2 separate regions of the Homo sapiens genome follow, and region 1 is linked to region 2. Evidence: read pairs that join two places in POLR2A ChIA-PET (ENCODE). Cell type or tissue: B cell. All regions are shown on one strand. Each heading gives the region's core, and the rest is flanking DNA. Links, peaks and the distances in the headings are about the cores only. Region 1 overlaps TRABD (TraB domain containing). Region 2 overlaps TTLL8 (tubulin tyrosine ligase like 8).

Region 1 (2,878 bases), core at 307-2,806, 160 kb before region 2:
GCCAAGACCCACAGAGCATCGGCGAGACCTGCGCGGAGCCCCTCGAGGCGGGGCCAGGGACCAGCAGGCTGTCCTGAGACTGGCCACAGGCCCTGCTGCACCATGTGGCTCTTCCTGAATGTTCTCAGCCACGGAATGCCAGGAGTGACTGTTTACCAAGTTAATGGCTCATGCATGTCCTGGCGGATGGATGTGTCACCAGGCAGAATCATTAAAATATCCCAAACAGGCCAGGCGCGGTGGCTCACACCTGTAATCCCAGCACTTTGGGGGGCCAAGGTGGATGGACTGCCTGAGCTCAGGAGTTCGAGACCAGCCTGGCCAACATAGACCATCCTGGTGAAACCCCATCTCTACCAAAAATACACAAATTAGCCAGGCGTGGTGGTGCACACCCGTAATCCCAGCTACTGGGGAGGCTGAGGCAGGAGAATCACTTTGAACCCGAGAGGCTGAGGTTGCAGTGAGCCGAGATCCTGTCACTGCACTCCAACCTGGGTGACAGAGGGAGACTCTGTCTCAAGAAAAAAACAAAAGTAAAAAATAAAAATGAGCCGTTGGAAACCATTCTGAGCTGTCTAGTCGTGCAAGGTATTGTGGTTTTGTCTTGAAGCGTCTGCGTCAGTCAGACACGAGCATCTGGCGAGGAAACGACGGGGCTTGTAGGATGTGCTTCAGAGGGGCCACTGCCGGGTTCTGCACTGATGCCTGCGTGCATCTGGGGTCATTTTCATGTCACTACTGCTGCCCACTTCTCAGAACTCATAAGAAAAAGGAACAATGAGCAATAAGACGCTATGTCAGGTTCCTTTCCTCTGCAAACCCTGTTGGCACACAGCCACAGCAGGCACAGACCTCGGCCCCAGCCAGGACTCACAGACCCAGCTGGGTCCTGGCCACCCACATCCAAGTTAAGATGCCTCCAAGCTTGGGTGTCCTAACCTGTGAACAGGAAGGAGCTCTCTGTGCAGTGTCTAGGAGGGCAGCTCAGGGGCTGGGGGAGCAGGGACGGCTCTGAGCAGGGGAAGAGGCCTGTCTCAGTGCAACCAGAGGCCCCATCTGAAGCTGGCCGAGAAGAGGGCAGCCCACCCTGCCCTCTTCTTGGACAGCCGGGACTTCTGGGAGAGGAACTGGCCTGGCTTGGGGTGGGTGGTGCAATGGGGCCATGGTCGGGGGAGGTCAGCTGAGACTAAGGAGACAGCTGATAAACACCAGGCTCATGTCCCCGGGGGCCTTGAGCCTCTGCAGAGGGCAAGGGGGGCCCGCTCCACAGGCAGGCTCCCCTATGGGGCCTCACAGCCTTGGCAGGGGGTCCCACTCCTTGCCACCTGGGCTTGAGTCTGGACCCAACCCTGGCCTGGGCGTCTTAGCGGTTGGCACATCCAGGAAGTGCAGCTGGCACCGGTCACAGCAGGACCAGGCCCCGGACCCTTGGGCCGCCTCCTTCCCCTTTTGTAGGTGAAAGCTCCACGATGCAACCCGACCGGAACCCACCGGAAGCTGTTGTGAGCAGCCGCCAGGCCAGCCAGCCCAGACAAGCACCCGGTCCGGGAGACGGCCGCCTCCCTGGGTCTAGCTACACACACAAGCCAGAACTCTTAGGAGCAGCGCAAGACTGCCGGGGCGCACGGGGGAAACTCACACACGGAAGTCCGGACCATTAGAGCAGCGCAAGGCTGCCGAGGCACACCGGGGAAACTCCTTAAAGAAACTCCTGTGCAGCCGGGCGGGAGGCTGCGTCGGCCCAGCCAACAGGAGGCGCCCACGTCGCCACAGCCCTTCCCCCATGGGTGTGGCAGCCCCAGGTCTGCGGTCAGCCCCCACCCTCCACCCAGCCTGGCCAGACCCGCCTCTGAGGCCGGCCTAGGGTACGCCTGTGGCCATGGACAGGGCAGGGTCTCGGTGCAGCAGCAGGCGCTGGTCCTGACCCCAGTCGTGCCATGGGGTGGGCGTGCACAGGTCTCCTGTCAGGGAGGGCAGAGAAGCTTTCCTGGGCCGGCTGCCAAGCCTTGAGCAGGACGATGTCAGCGCCACCAGAGGCAGTGCCAGCCCCCAGCCCTGGCCCCTGCAGCCTCTCAGCAGAGGCGTGCTGCCCGCAGGGAGCCAGGCGGGAAGGTCACTGAGGACCCCCCAGCACCTAAAGCCCGTGATTCTGGGGGACGTCTCTGACAGTCACTCTTACAGTCTCAACACTCTCTTTCCCTCCTCGCCAAGGCCCCTGGAGAGCTCTAGGGTGTGATTTCAGGTTACCAGCCCTCCTCCCTCTAGTCTGCTCCCAGGCAGCTGTGCTCTCAGACATTTATGGCTGGGCCCAGAGCCTCTCCCAGCTGCCTGGCGGTGAGCAAAAGGCCCTGGCCCAAAAGCCACAGATGCTGAGCCTGGACTCTGAAGTGTCTTCAGAGACAATGTCTGAAGAACCCCCACCTGGTTCCCAGCCCCACAACCTCTGGGTCCCAGCAGAGCATCACCTGGGGTCCGGCCAGCACACACTGCAGCCACCCCCTCTGGGTCCCAGCAGAGCATCACCTGGGGTCCGGCCAGCACACACTGCAGCCACCCCCTCTGGGTCCCAGCAGAGCATCACCTGGGGTCCGGCCAGCGCACGCTGCAGCCACCCCCTTTCTACCTGTCCTTTTCAGATACGCTCAGGCCCATCAGCAGAGACCAGCAGACCCTGGCTGCCCCTCCGGGGGGACAGACATCTCTCCTTCCCAAATCCCCAGTGCTGGCACTGCCCCAGGGAACCTCGCAGTGGCTTCTGGCCTTGTTACCTGCAAGGCCAACCCGCTGGGAAGCGGTGCAGCCTGGCAGGAAGCCAGACGCTTGTATCAGACCAGCTGTGCTTCACTCTCCCTGCCCCGCACGGACGTCCACCGAG
Region 2 (2,904 bases), core at 136-2,635:
GGAGGACACCATCAAGGTGGCCGTGGACCGCAGCTGTGACATCGGCAACTTCGAGCTCCTGTGGAGGCAGGTGAGCCACGCCCGCCCCTGGGGACTTTGGTGGCCGCCCGCCATGTGGATGCTTTGCCACCTGGTCACTGGGCGAGGGTGGAGCTGCAGGCCGCCAGTGCAGCGGGGTCTATGGAGGACACCGATCCTGCTCTGTGACCATGCTCGGTCCCGCTGAGGGCCCAGGCCTGCCCTGCTCTCCCATGGGGCTCAGTGCCTCGTCGGCACCGAGGAAGGGGCTACTCCAGGCGTGCGGGCGGAGCGGCCCCGCTCACTCAGGCTCAGTGCCTCTGTCCAGCTTTCCTCCCTCTTGTTCCCAGCCTCACCCAGTCCTGACTGTGGTTAGAGGTGGGGGCTCCATGCCCGCAGCCTCCAGGCCACCTATGCTGCTCCTTTGCCTTGGCCTGCAGTGCCTCCTCCACTCTGAGGATCTTTCGCGGGCCTCCCTGTGCCTGCGGATGTGCTGGAGTCATTGGGAAGCGTGGCCAATGCCTCTCTCTTGCGGCCTCTCTGTGGCTAAACTCGGGAAAAGAGCAGCTGAGTCCCTGGGTGTGGGGCCCCCCAGGCTGACCCCCAAGCCTCAGGAAGCCTTGGTTCCCCGCAGGTTCTCCAGAGCCTGGGGGCCTCCTGGGGGTCTGCGTGGGACCCCAGGTGTTCACTGTTCACTCCTGAGTCAGGTGGGGGTCTGTGCCCCGACCAGCCCCTCCTGCACAGACCCCTCCTGCAGGGACCCCCCCTATCCCGGCCACAGCCCAGCACCCCAACCTGTTCCTTCCCCACAGCCGGTGGTTGAGCCGCCCCCATTCAGCGGGTCCGACCTCTGCGTGGCGGGCGTCAGTGTGAGGAGAGCCAGGAGGCAGGTGCTGCCCGTCTGCAACCTCAAGGCCTCGGCCTCGCTGTTGGACGCGCAGCCGCTGAAGGCACGGGGCCCCTCGGCCATGCCAGACCCTGCCCAGGGACCCCCATCACCAGCTCTCCAGCGGGACTTGGGACTGAAGGAAGAGAAGGGGCTCCCCCTGGCCTTGCTGGCACCCTTAAGGGGGGCAGCCGAGAGCGGTGGAGCCGCACAGCCCACCCGCACCAAAGCTGCTGGGAAGGTGGAGCTCCCGGCCTGCCCCTGTCGCCACGTGGACAGTCAGGCCCCAAACACCGGTGTCCCCGTAGCCCAGCCCGCCAAAAGCTGGGATCCAAACCAGCTAAATGCGCACCCGCTGGAGCCTGTGCTGCGGGGCCTGAAGACAGCAGAGGGCGCGCTGCGTCCGCCGCCCGGAGGAAAAGGTAACCTGCGCCGCCGGCGGTGCGCTGTGGGCTTGGGGGCCGCCTGCTGCATCCCCAACCCTCGCCAGCAGCCGCTGCATCCTCCAGAGCGGGGCGCAGGGCAGGCTTCGGTGCTGGGGCCCGGGGTGTCCCCTGACGGAGGCGCCGGCGGGAGCCGGGGAGCGGGGTTGGGGCACCTGTCCCAGCCCGGCACGGGGGTCTCGGGGTGGGGGGCGTGGGAGTGCCGGCCAGGTGGATGGTGGGGTCCCCTCTGTAGAACCTGGCGGGTGACGCCTTTGTCCCCATACCTCTGGGGTGTGGCGCGGGTCGGAGGATTTGAGTTAGGACCTTGAACAGCGCCGTGAACAGCACCAAGCTCCCTGGCCGAGCGAGGGGCCAAAGTGACCGCGGGGCTTTGGCGTGCGGTTTTCTGAAGGCTCTGGAGGCTGAGGTGACAGGCCTGAGCCACCACGCCCGGCCCCCATCGGGCTCTTCCGAGCCTCGGCCACACGTTCAGACTTCAGGGGCTGCCACAGGCTGCTCTTGGCCTCAGAGTCGCGGAGAAGGACGTGGGGCAGGGGCGCGGCTGACCAGCAGGGCAGCATCAGCCGTTCCTCCCGCGTGGGGGTCTTCAGGACGGCGCGGTGGGGGGTCCTCGCGAGGGCGTGGTGGGGGTCTTTAGGCAGCATGACGAGAGGGTCTTGTTTTTTTTGTTTTTTTGAGACAGAGTCTTGCTCTGTTGCTGAGGCTGAAGTGCCGTGGCGCGATCTCGGCTCACTGCAGCCTCCGCCTCCCGGGTTCGCGCCATTCTCCTGCCTCAGCCTCCCGAGTAGCTGGGACCACAGGCGCCCGCCACCGCGCCCGGCTAATTTTTAGTAGAGATGGGGTTTCACCGTGTTAGTCAGGATGGTCTCCACCTCCTGACCTCGTGATCCGCCGCCTCAGCCTCCCAAGGTGCTGGGATTACAGGCGTGAGCCACCGCGCCCGGCAATAGGGGGGGTCTTTAGGACGGTGTGATGGGGTCTTTACGAGTGTGTGTGGGGTCTTCAGGATGGTGTGATGGGGTCTTTACGAGGGTGTGTGGGGGTCTTTAGGACGGTGTGATGGGGTCTTTACGAGGGTGTGTGGGGTCTTCAGGATGGTGTGATGGGGTCTTTACGAGGGTGTGTGGGGTCTTCAGGATGGTGTGATGGGGTCTTTACGAGGGTGTGTGGGGTCTTCAGGACGGTGTGATGGGGTCTTTACGAGGGTGTGTGGGGTCTTCAGGACGGTGTGATGGGGTCTTTACGAGGGTGTGTGGGGTCTTCAGGACGGTGTGATGGGGTCTTTACGAGGGTGTGTGGGGTCTTCAGGATGGTGTGATGGGGTCTTTACGAGTGTGTGTGGGGTCTTCAGGACGGTGTGATGGGGTCTTTACGAGGGTGTGTGGGGTCTTCAGGATGGTGTGATGGGGTCTTTACGAGTGTGTGTGGGGGTCTTCAGGACGGTGTGATGGGGTCTTTACGAGGGTGTGTGGGGGTCTTCAGGACGGTGTGATGGGGGTCTTTACGAGGGTATGTGGGGTCTTTAGGATGGTGTGATGGGGGTCTTTACGAGGG

The links. Peaks named below come from ENCODE experiments on the same cell type or tissue, not always from the same donor. Only the 100,000 strongest peaks of a DNase experiment are listed, where the experiment ranks them.
Region 1: POLR2A ChIA-PET joins it to region 2 with 5 read pairs; 4 of 35 experiments call an interaction of 5 or more read pairs at or near these places.

Annotation. Positions count from the first base shown.
Region 1 is chr22:50,189,413-50,192,290 of GRCh38, reverse strand. The region is part of intron 1 of TRABD (TraB domain containing); the gene reads right to left. Among named protein-coding and RNA genes, the nearest start is that of TRABD, 4.9 kb to the right of the region's middle. RefSeq lists a silencer at 332-381 and enhancers at 532-681, 872-1,091, 1,362-1,721, 1,407-2,021, 2,022-2,636 and 1 more. In B cell, for the core only: a CTCF peak has its summit at 1,777 (motif pointing right); DNase peaks (open chromatin) are centred at 690 and 1,610; H3K4me3 peaks cover 2,254 bases; H3K27ac peaks cover 2,500 bases.
Region 2 is chr22:50,028,852-50,031,755 of GRCh38, reverse strand. It overlaps TTLL8 (tubulin tyrosine ligase like 8), which reads left to right. Exons shown (of 14, transcript NM_001350317.3): 12 at 1-70; 13 at 831-1,326. Among named protein-coding and RNA genes, the nearest start is that of IL17REL, 18 kb to the right of the region's middle. RefSeq lists silencers at 1,440-1,509, 1,530-1,629. In B cell, for the core only: CTCF peaks have their summits at 1,100 and 1,299 (motif pointing right); a DNase peak (open chromatin) is centred at 1,315; H3K4me3 peaks cover 560 bases; H3K27me3 peaks cover 892 bases.